Regions from separate parts of the Homo sapiens genome. Here region 1 is linked to region 2. The links are chromatin contacts, found by Hi-C or POLR2A ChIA-PET in ENCODE. All regions are on one chromosome and are shown on one strand. Each heading gives the region's core, a stretch centred on a gene start or an enhancer-like site at or near the end of the contact. The rest is flanking DNA. Distances are from core to core; before and after follow the strand shown. Region 1 overlaps FSIP1 (fibrous sheath interacting protein 1). Region 2 has its middle 45 kb from the start of LINC02694.

Region 1 (4,641 bases), core at 801-3,300, 970 kb before region 2:
GTGAGGGGGGAAGGGTCCAGATAGTGCTACACTAGTGAGATGCTTCTCACAATAAGAGGCAGAGGAGCTGCTGGTGATCGTGGCACTGATCAAGTATTAAGGGCTCATGTCTCTGGAAAGCAGAAGTCCTGGTACCTGAAGCCTTGTCTAACTGTATTCATCCATTTTCACACTGCTGTAAAAATACTACGTAATTTATAAAGAAAAGAGGTTTAATTGACTCCCAGTTCCGAATGGCTGGGGAGGCCTTAGGAAACTTAGGATCATGGCGGAAGGCAGAGGCACATCTTACATGGCAGCAGGCAAGAGAGAGAGCACACGGGGGAAACTGTCACTTTTAAAACCATCAGATCTTGTGAGAACTTTCTCACTATCACAAGAACAGCATGGGGGAAACCACCCCTGTGTTCCAATCACCTCCCACTAGATCCCTCCCTCAGCACATGAGGATTACAATTTGAGATAAGATTTGGGTGGGGACACAGAGCCAAACCATATCGCTGACCTACGGGCAGACTGTGCAAGGCCAGGTACTACCTTCCAGGCCATGCCACATCTCCACCTTCTTTCAGCACCAGTACAAGGTGGAGGGTTTTGGATACACTCCCCTGACCTGGCCTTAAATGAACCCCTGTTTGGGAAGATCCTTTACAGACACAGCACCTCCATCTTCAGGCCAGCTCAACACAGAAGACACATGTTGAAGATCCCAGAGACAGAGTTCTGAGGATACCTTCTCTTCAATTGTGAAGTTTAGATGATATCAAGCAAAGTATTTAAAGTTCTAGAGACTCCTGTGGGCATACATAAGTTCTTTAGGTTTCATTTATACCAGATTTCTCCAATGTGACTCATCTATCAGCTGATTTCCTGCAAGAGGGTGAGGTTTAATCTGGATCCATTGGAGGTTAAGGTATTTAAATAGCTAATGGCCTCCTTGACTACTGACCCCATCACAACCTTCCTTGACCCAACTTATCTCTACACAGTAAAAATAGGCATCATCAAACTGAGAGTACAGAAGGCCTTCACCCATGCAAATGATACTCATAACTAATAATAGCCAATAAACAGTCTTGCCAAGCAGTGGGAGCTAGCTGCTCTAAAGTAACAAACTGGATCTACTTCCCGGAGTAGGGGGTGGAGTAGGTTCCAGTTCCCTCGGAGCATGAGAACTACTCAATCAGGGGCCCCTTTTTAGGCTCTTTATGCAAATCTGTGCACCTCATCTCCTGGCCAGGCTTTTTTAGCTGGGAGTTTGGGGCAGAGGTGCCAGGCCCCCTCCAGCTGTAGAGCTGGGCCCCAGACTTGTTTCGGGAAAGGAAGTGATAGACATGTGATAACAGGGCCATTCCGGCGACTTGCTCAGAACAAAGGGCATCTGATCCAAGTGGACTTGCTGTCTCTACTGCTAGAAAACAGCTACTGTTGGCAATCCTCAAATGGTAATTGTCCCACAAAATGAAAACATAAGAGTCCATTTTCACCAGTCACCCTGTTAGAAAGCAAAGTCACCCTGTTAGAAAGCACAGTCTGGCTCTCCTGCCGAGCACCTCCACACTTTTCTGCTTATGTCCCCGGCAAGCCATGTTTCTAGCCCTTTTTCAAATAGTAGGACTTGAGAATCCTACCTCCTGCTTCTAGCTCCCTCGATCCATGCTCATCCCTAACTTACACACTGGGGTCCCGCTGGCAGCCCACCTCTCTCATTCTGGTACATAGAAACAGAAAGCTTGGATCCTTGAAGCCATGGAGCCAGCCCGGGCACCTGGGCCACGGGAGACGAGCCATCACAGAATGCCCAGGGCCACAGCAGCCTCTCACCAGGCAAACCCATAAGGCAAGCCCTGCCTCACCCGGCTGTTTGGGGAAGATGGGTAGCCTAGGCATGGGTGGGGTCTGATTCTGCACGGTGACTTTGCCATGCCAGGCCCCACATAAAAAGGGCTTCCCACACCACCACAACGTTCATGACCTCGCTTCAGAGCTGTTTGCCGTGACCTACTTCACACTCAGTATTATTCTGTCCACTGAGCCTCCTGGCTGCTGACCTGGGAGCTGACTCACTTTCCTGTTTACAGCCTTGCCTCAACCCTCACTCTTGATGGTGGTTTACATAGTTTCTCTGGCAATGATATTTGCTTCCTTTTTGACTAGAGTTCAGATTCTCTTCTGGCCAGACAGCCTCTGACTATTCTGGTGAAAAATATGCCAGATTGTCCCTGGCCCCCAGGACCCTTTGTCCTTGGTTTGGCTTCTTAAGAGCAGTCTACCTGCCGGACTTGCCTTTATATGATTGGGGTAGCCTCAGTGTAAGAGAGGAAGGTGGGAGAATGGAAAAGGGAGGGAAGGAGCTAGGAGAGGAAGGAAGAACAAGCCCTTTTCTCCTATGAATCCTTAGCGCCATTGATACAGACATTAAAATGAACACCAATTATTTTTCCCCCTTGATTTTTAGATGTGTTTAATCCAAAAGAGCTATAGCAAGTGATGTGAGCCTATTGTGAGCATTCAGACTCGATAGTGCTGTTCTGTAGCCTAACTGGAGTGCCTTTATTTTTCTATGCACAGGTAGGTATTTTCTGACAACTAGTTCTACATTTATATCTCAAATAACTCTTCAGTGAGTACCCAGATTTAATGAGATCAGTGAAGTTTGGAAACACTTCCATCATTAATCTTGTAGTTGACTATAGAACTAAATTAAGTGGCAGGTTCCTTCTGATGGTTACGTACTTCATAGTAATTATAGTTCAAAAATATGATATTTTTGAATCCCTGTTCTGTTGATACCTTCTTGTTTGGGAAATCACCTTACCCACAGCCCTGCCAAAACCTTGGGCTTGGATGGTTGTGTTTCTACCATGTGACCCTCAGTTCAGATGTTTGGACCAGTGGTGGACACTTGAACCTGACACAGGCAGTCCATCAACCTGGCCAGTGACCAACCAGGTTATCTTGCTTGAAAATTTAAGCAAAAGAATATAGAGAGCTAAAGGACATAGTCAGTTGTTGGTGGGTGTGATACTCTTACAGAGTCAGTTCATGCTACATAGGCAAGCTGAGGTTGTGAGAAAGCAGAAACCATCAATAAGCAGAGAAAGCTGGTTTGCAGAGAAGAGGATGCATCAGGCAGGCAGTGAGTGAAGAGATGACATGGACCCAGAAAGACAGATGGGGCACATGACTGGTGCCTGGTGGTTTCTCAGCTCTAGACTCTGAAAGGCCAGTCTATACTCTTATTTCCTGCTTGTCGTTGTCCATGAAATGACTTCTTTGATCTTACAGCAAACCTCAACCCTACCACCTCTTTTTTTGACATAAGGGTTTCTGTTCCTTATAGCCAAAAAACCTTGACTAAAATAGACTACTACGGAGGTGTTGCCAGTAGTGGTTGCAATAGAGAGCTATAAACTTATATCTTCGTCATTAAGCAAACGGTGGAATGTTTTTTAGTTGCTTATTTGGAAGTAGAACTAGGTGTCATTAAAATCTGTGTACATCCATATTCTCCTTGTTAATCATTTAGAACATTCTAGCTTTCCACCCTTTTCTCACTTGTGATAATGGTATTGGTTTCATAGGGTGGGTCTTTAGGAGTGCTGTTTGGGGGAAATAAAAAACACCCGAAGTAAGCTTACATCAAAGGACAAGATTGCTTCTGCTGGTTTATAATGGGTAGACTTTCTGATTATCTGCACCAGGGACATAATCTTGATTGCCTTGTCAAGAAATCCATTGCCCAATTAACTGGAGATTTTTATGGCTGGAGAAACTCCGGATATATAGCATAGGAGGTGGGGCAGGGATGAGAGTGAGGTAATCCACAGTCTGTGTTCCATCTCCAGCAATTACAAGTTGCATTCCTCATCAAATTTAGCTTCTACATCAAACTGGCATTTATCTGGGTGGAGATGTGTAAACAGTGGGTATCCTGGGAATGGAGCTGTGGCTGGGTTTTTTTTTTTAATGAGCTAAAAGAGAGGGCACTATATATGTTTGCATAAAACATACACTGTGTACATTTGCATAAAACGTACACACAAAAGCCAATCTGGGCAATAAAGTCCCAAGTTAAGTAAACTGTTCTGCGGGGAGAGTTTCTGTATCTGATAGAATGGACAGAAAAATGAGCAGCAGTTGGGAAAAGGACACTTGGAGGGTGGTAGAGGGAGAACTCATTTACAGCGAGTGGCAGTGTAGCCATGTGGCTAGACACTTAGGTTCTGGACCCAGACTACCTGGATTCAAATTTCAAGTCCACGGTTTAGAAGCTATATGACCTTGGAGAGGTTACTTCATTTCTTAGTGCTTCAGTTTCTTCATCTGCAAAGTGGAAATAACAATAGTTTCTACCTAATAGGTTTATTGCAAAATTAAAGGAATCAATACATGTATTATGCCTAGAGCAGAGTCTAGTCTGCTTAGTGAATGCTACCTATTTATTATTATTCTGTAAGACATAACCTAGTGTGCCAACCAGATGCAAGATGCAGCAGAACTAAAACTGCATGTGTATTCTATTCTTTTCCTGATGAAAAATCCAATAGATTTACTCTTTTACTATGAAATGTGTGTGTATTGGCTGAAACGAGAAAGAAGATTCATAAAAGAGCTACTAAAATGAAGGTGGGAAGAGAG
Region 2 (5,006 bases), core at 1,562-4,061:
TTTGTATTTTTAATAGAGACAGGCTTTCACCATGTTGGCCAGGCTGGTCTTGAACTCCTGACCTCAAGTTATCCACCTGCCTCGGCCTCCCAAAGTGCTGGGATTACAGGTGTGAACCACTGCGCCCAGGCTGAGTTTTCCCTTTCTAGCCCTAGAAATCCCTAATTCATTAAAGGTTGAAAGAAGTGTTTCCCCTGTTTCCCTAAGTCCTGACGAGCTCTCCCCTAGGGAATCCTACTGTGCCACTGTTCTCTCTGAAGCCAGCTTTCTCGGTCCTGCTGACAGGCCTTCTCCAACTTCCTTCTTGAATTGTTGTATCCTAGTTTCTTGCTTCCCTGTGTCTCTGTCTTTTTAAACCACCAAAGTGTCCTGGTTGGACATCATTTGCATTTACATGCTGACCCATTACTCTGAGACATCTCCATTATGTTTTCATTTAACAAGGAAATTACTAAAGATCTCTGTATTTATTGTAGGGGCCATAAGAAGGATGATGCATTGGGAAGAGCGCCTATCAGCTCACCACTGGGTTTTAGGAAAAGGATGCACTTGGCTTAATCTATTGCTTTTCTTGGGTGATCTCTGGGAAGATGTTTCTCCTGGCCACAGTCTCCCCTGTTAGAATGGCTGGTCGTAAAATATTTCTACCGGACAATCATGGGATTCAGTGACATCGCCGTAGGGTCTGTTCATTGATTTCCCCTGGAGCTCTTCACAATCAGAGTTTAAAAGATCTTCGATGATTCAAAGCCTGAACACTAGAAGAAGCTCTCAGGATCTTCCAGGCCCGGGGAGGAGCTAGCGTGATGAAGGCCTAGACTCCTTTCATTACCCTTCTTTGCATCAGATATTTATCTGGCCTTTGGTGCTGCCCCTCTGAATGTTAAGTAGCTGACCCAGTGTCATATTCTTAAAAGGCAAGTAAAACATCCCCCAACCGTGGCCTAGAGCCTACCAAAGGCCACTGATGGTACAGCAAGATATTTTCAAATCCTGCAAAGATCAAACAATTCTTCTACGGTTGCTCCGACAGCCGCAGAAAAACTACCCCCCACCTCCCCAAGCTAACTTCCTGACCCCAAAACCCAGAGTCTAATCACTGAGCCAATAGCTTTAAGTTTGGGGTTTTGACAGCTACGGAAAGCCAGGCTGCAGAAAGGTGGCTTCCAGACAAGGGCAGAGGAGGCTGCACGAGAGGTTCTGCAGGCTTACTTACTTTTAATCTGCTAGGTTCTTCTAATCTGCTTGCTGCTGCTTTGCATATATTTATGGTTTGAGTGCCTTCTCATTCCAACTCTTGAAGTGAATTAGTCCCAGGGATTGAAGTCAGGGAGGCTTCTCTTGCATGAACTAATCAGCAGGGCAGGACCTGAGTGTACCTTGCATGGTCTCTTTCCCAAACTGGGGGCTTCCAGAATAGAGGCTGACACAGATCAGGCTCTGAATCTGGATAGAGATTCAAACCCAAATAGACAGCACCAAGCTTCAAGCCAAATACAATTGTGAATAAAATAAATAAGTGAAAGTAATGGATGAATATTTTTATGTTGATAGGTATCACCAAGCTTATGCTCTCAGCTCAATGGCCTGGCCACACACTGCTTAAACCTCCGGGCTTGGAGACCAGAGCTGTCCCAGAATGCAGTGAGCGTGTATGTTCTACACCGCTGGCCTCGACCATTGCATATAAACACAGGTTTCACTCAAGCTGTTCTGCAAAGGAATATAGGAATGCAGGTTATTTACCAGTGAAAGAGTGTTTTAAGTGTGTTTAGAGGTGTAGACTGCGGTGGTTTTGCATATGTGAGGTAACCAATCATAGGATATGATTTTAAGGTCCAGAGCATGCTAGGGTTCTACCCACACTACTTCCCATTCATGAAATAGCTGATGCCTGAAATGCCCTGTGACCTTTACAATCATTTGGCTTAAGGGTAAGAATATTTCTAGAAGGAACAGTTCATTAAAGCTTATTAATTACCTCTAGAATAGATGATCCTATAGTATCAAATTCCTGAGAACTGTTTTGGAGGAAGAAAGAACAAAGGTTTAAGGTGCCTGAGGAGATATTTTAGAAAGAGAAATGGGTACAGTGAGTTCCCCTCACTTTTCTGCATCAGACCAGCTCTGGGTGAAGATGAGAATTGGAGAGGCAGGAAGAGAGGGGAGCAAGGGAATTGGGCAGTATGGATGACCTCGAGTTCCGCCTTCTCTTTCCTGCCCAGTTGCCCTTCACTTCAGCCTGCATGTTGCTGGAGCATAGACGCCAGACTGGGTTTGGTTATCTTTGTCACCTGGAGGGGAAGGGGGTGTGGTTTTATTTTAACACGGCTTCCTTTGCTGCTTGGGTGTTGCTCTCACAAGTGTTAACTTGCCCTGTTTGTTGGAACCGAGTAGTTGCTCCCTAAGCCCTTGTATTTCAGCAGAAAGAAGAAAAAAGCATCTCTTTGAAGGGAAGGTGGGTGAAAAAGAAAGCCACATTAAAAAGCCAGCCCGTGTTAAATTTGGGCTTGCTCCTATTTGTAAGAGGTTTAAAAATACCCTGGGCCCTTTTCTGCTTTTGCACGCTTATTTAGCAGTTTGCCCCCATTTCCAAGCAGCCCCTTGTAAAGGCGCTTCCTCTGCTCGTACACCAGCTGAGAGCTTTTGTACCTGTTCTCTGAAAGATTCAGTGGCTCTAGAAACTCCTGTTAGAAGCTTGAAGACTCTGGCCCCAGCTAGGAAAGAAGATCTGACTTCAAACATGAGAAACACTAATGAAGAATTCTTCATCCTGCTCCACCCACCCCAGCACACGCCCCAATCAAACAAACCTAAACCCACACTTCAGGGGTGTGTCCCCGCCACCCCCAGCTACTTATTCAAAGATAAGTTGACTTAATTGTTGTTGTGAGAGAATGGTGAAGTGTGCTTATTCCATGTGGGGTGGGGGTTTAAAACAGTTGAGCAAGTCAGGGAGCCATGGAGCTCTTCCTAGGAAATAAAATCCTTTGTGTGTCCTATAGGAATGAGTTTTAAAATCTGGTGCTCAAAATGGAACAACAAATGGGAGCAGACACCAGTAAAGAATGGGTTAAATATAATATGATGTAACCATAAATAGATAACTGAACAGTTGCAAAAAAAAGAATGAGGAAGCTTTTTGGGCACTGACATGGAACAATTACCAAGAGATATTAAGTCACACAAAAGCGAGGTATGGCACAATGTGGATAGCCTGCTGCTGCTGTATAAAATATCTCCCCTATACACACAGATTATCTAAAATCCACAAGACAGGATAAATTTTACACTGGCTCCCAGTGCCCTAGAAGGTTTGAGCCCCAGGTCTCCTCAAGTGTAACCTTCCCAATATTGGCCTTATTGACTTTCTTCCTCTTCCTTTCCTCATTCTCCTATCAGATTAGTTGCCTTTGGGAGGGAAACTTCATGCCTGGGGAACCAGGTCAGAAAGACATTTCATGGCCTATCTTTTTGTACTCTTTGCATTTTAAAATGTAAATGTGTTGCCTATTTAGAAAATAATAATATGGTTTAAATTAGGTGGTCAAAAGCTTAATGGAGTAGCAAGCCTAATTCTGGGGGTGCAAATCTCCCACCTGCCAATGGCAAATCTGGTTAATCCAGCCAGCAACCATCCCCTAGGCAGCCTAACAGCCTAGTGGCAGCAGGTACAACCTGCAGATTATCTTCAGAGGAATGTGGCAGCCTGTGAAGCACTCTGCTTTCTGAACCTGCACCTTTCAAATAGACTCCAGGATCATGCCAGGCTGGGTCAATTTCACCAGGCTGTCAACATCCCATAGCACAAATCTTAACATATAAATGAATTGGACTTCACAGGTTCTCAACTGACAAACTTTCTGGGAAAGGATTTTGGTCAGAAAGTTCATGAGCTTCTGGGTAATTCAAAATAAAACAAAATATACTATTGATTTTTCTAACTGTAAATTTAAGACTTGTTCAATGCAGATTACTTAAAGAAAAAAAAAATACACAAGGGCCAAGAATTCTCCTCACTGAACATGTTATTGGGGTCATCGCTTCATGGCAATGTATAGAGGTTGATATGGTTTGGCTGTGTCCCCACCCAAATCTCATCTGGAATTGAAACTTCCATAATTTCCACATGTCGTGGGAGGTGATTGAATTACGGGGACGGGTGTTTCCCATGCTATTCTCGTGACAGCGAATGAGTCTCACAAGATCTGATGGTTTTAAAAAGGGGAGTTTCCCTGAACAAGCTCTCTTCTCTTGTCTGATGCCATGTGAGATGTGCCTTTCACCTTCCACCATGATTGTGAGGCTTCCCCAGCCATGTGGAACTGTAAGTCCATTATATACCTCTTTTATAAATTGCCCAGTCTCAAATCTGTCTTTATCAGCAGCATGAAAGCAGACTAATACAGAGGTCGTCTTCTTGTTGTTTATAGCTGCATAGTATTCCACTGAGTGGACCTTCCATTGCCTTATTCAACCAATTTCCAAGCTTTTGCTATTATAAACAATGCTGCAATGTATAGTCACATATAAAAGTATTTGTGTAGTTTTACAACATATTTTTGGATAGATTCCTAGAAGTTGGATTACTGGATCAAAGGGAAAATGCATATGTAATTTTACTAGATATATCAAATTCCCATTCATGAGGCTTATGCCATTTTACATTCCCACTAGCAATGTATGGAAGCATCTATTTCACCACAGCCTCACCAACAAAATATGCTGTCAATCTTTTAGATTTTTGTCAGCCTGACAGGAGAGAATATTGTATCTCAATGAAGTTTGAAAGTGTATTCACTGAAAGTATGGTTGAGAGTCTTTTCATATATGCAGGATCCATTTTCCTTTCTTTTTCTGTGAACTCTCTGCTCATATTTCCAACCCATTTTTCATAGATGTGTTGGCTTTTTTCTTCTATATTTTTTGAAGCTCTTTACATATTATGGTTATTAACTCTTTGTGCTATAAGTTGCAAATGTTTCTTCCCAGTTTCTATAGCCTTT

Evidence for each region. A loop is a pair of places that touch in the nucleus more often than their neighbours do. ChIA-PET counts read pairs that join two places held with the same protein, here RNA polymerase II (POLR2A). Pooled maps may share reads with other maps.
Region 1: a map of CD8-positive, alpha-beta T cell shows a loop between it and region 2 (7-fold over the local background). The contact joins two enhancer-like sites. A Hi-C loop is called at or near these places in 1 of 168 maps with a recorded cell type or tissue (CD8-positive, alpha-beta T cell) and 5 of 50 pooled maps. POLR2A ChIA-PET finds 5 or more read pairs at or near these places in 2 of 52 experiments (activated CD4-positive, alpha-beta memory T cell and activated naive CD4-positive, alpha-beta T cell).

Annotation. Positions count from the first base shown.
Region 1 is chr15:39,622,345-39,626,985 of GRCh38, reverse strand. All of the region lies in intron 10 of FSIP1 (fibrous sheath interacting protein 1), which reads left to right. Among named protein-coding and RNA genes, the nearest start is that of THBS1-IT1, 39 kb to the right of the region's middle. RefSeq lists an enhancer at 3,121-3,210. Within about 2 kb of position 2,050, at least 19 of the 41 ENCODE cell types and tissues checked have a DNase peak (open chromatin) inside an H3K27ac peak, as active enhancers do; they include CD8-positive, alpha-beta T cell, where a contact is called at or near this core.
Region 2 is chr15:38,649,221-38,654,226 of GRCh38, reverse strand. No RefSeq gene overlaps it. Among named protein-coding and RNA genes, the nearest start is that of LINC02694, 45 kb to the left of the region's middle. Within about 2 kb of position 2,811, at least 6 of the 41 ENCODE cell types and tissues checked have a DNase peak (open chromatin) inside an H3K27ac peak, as active enhancers do; they include CD8-positive, alpha-beta T cell, where a contact is called at or near this core.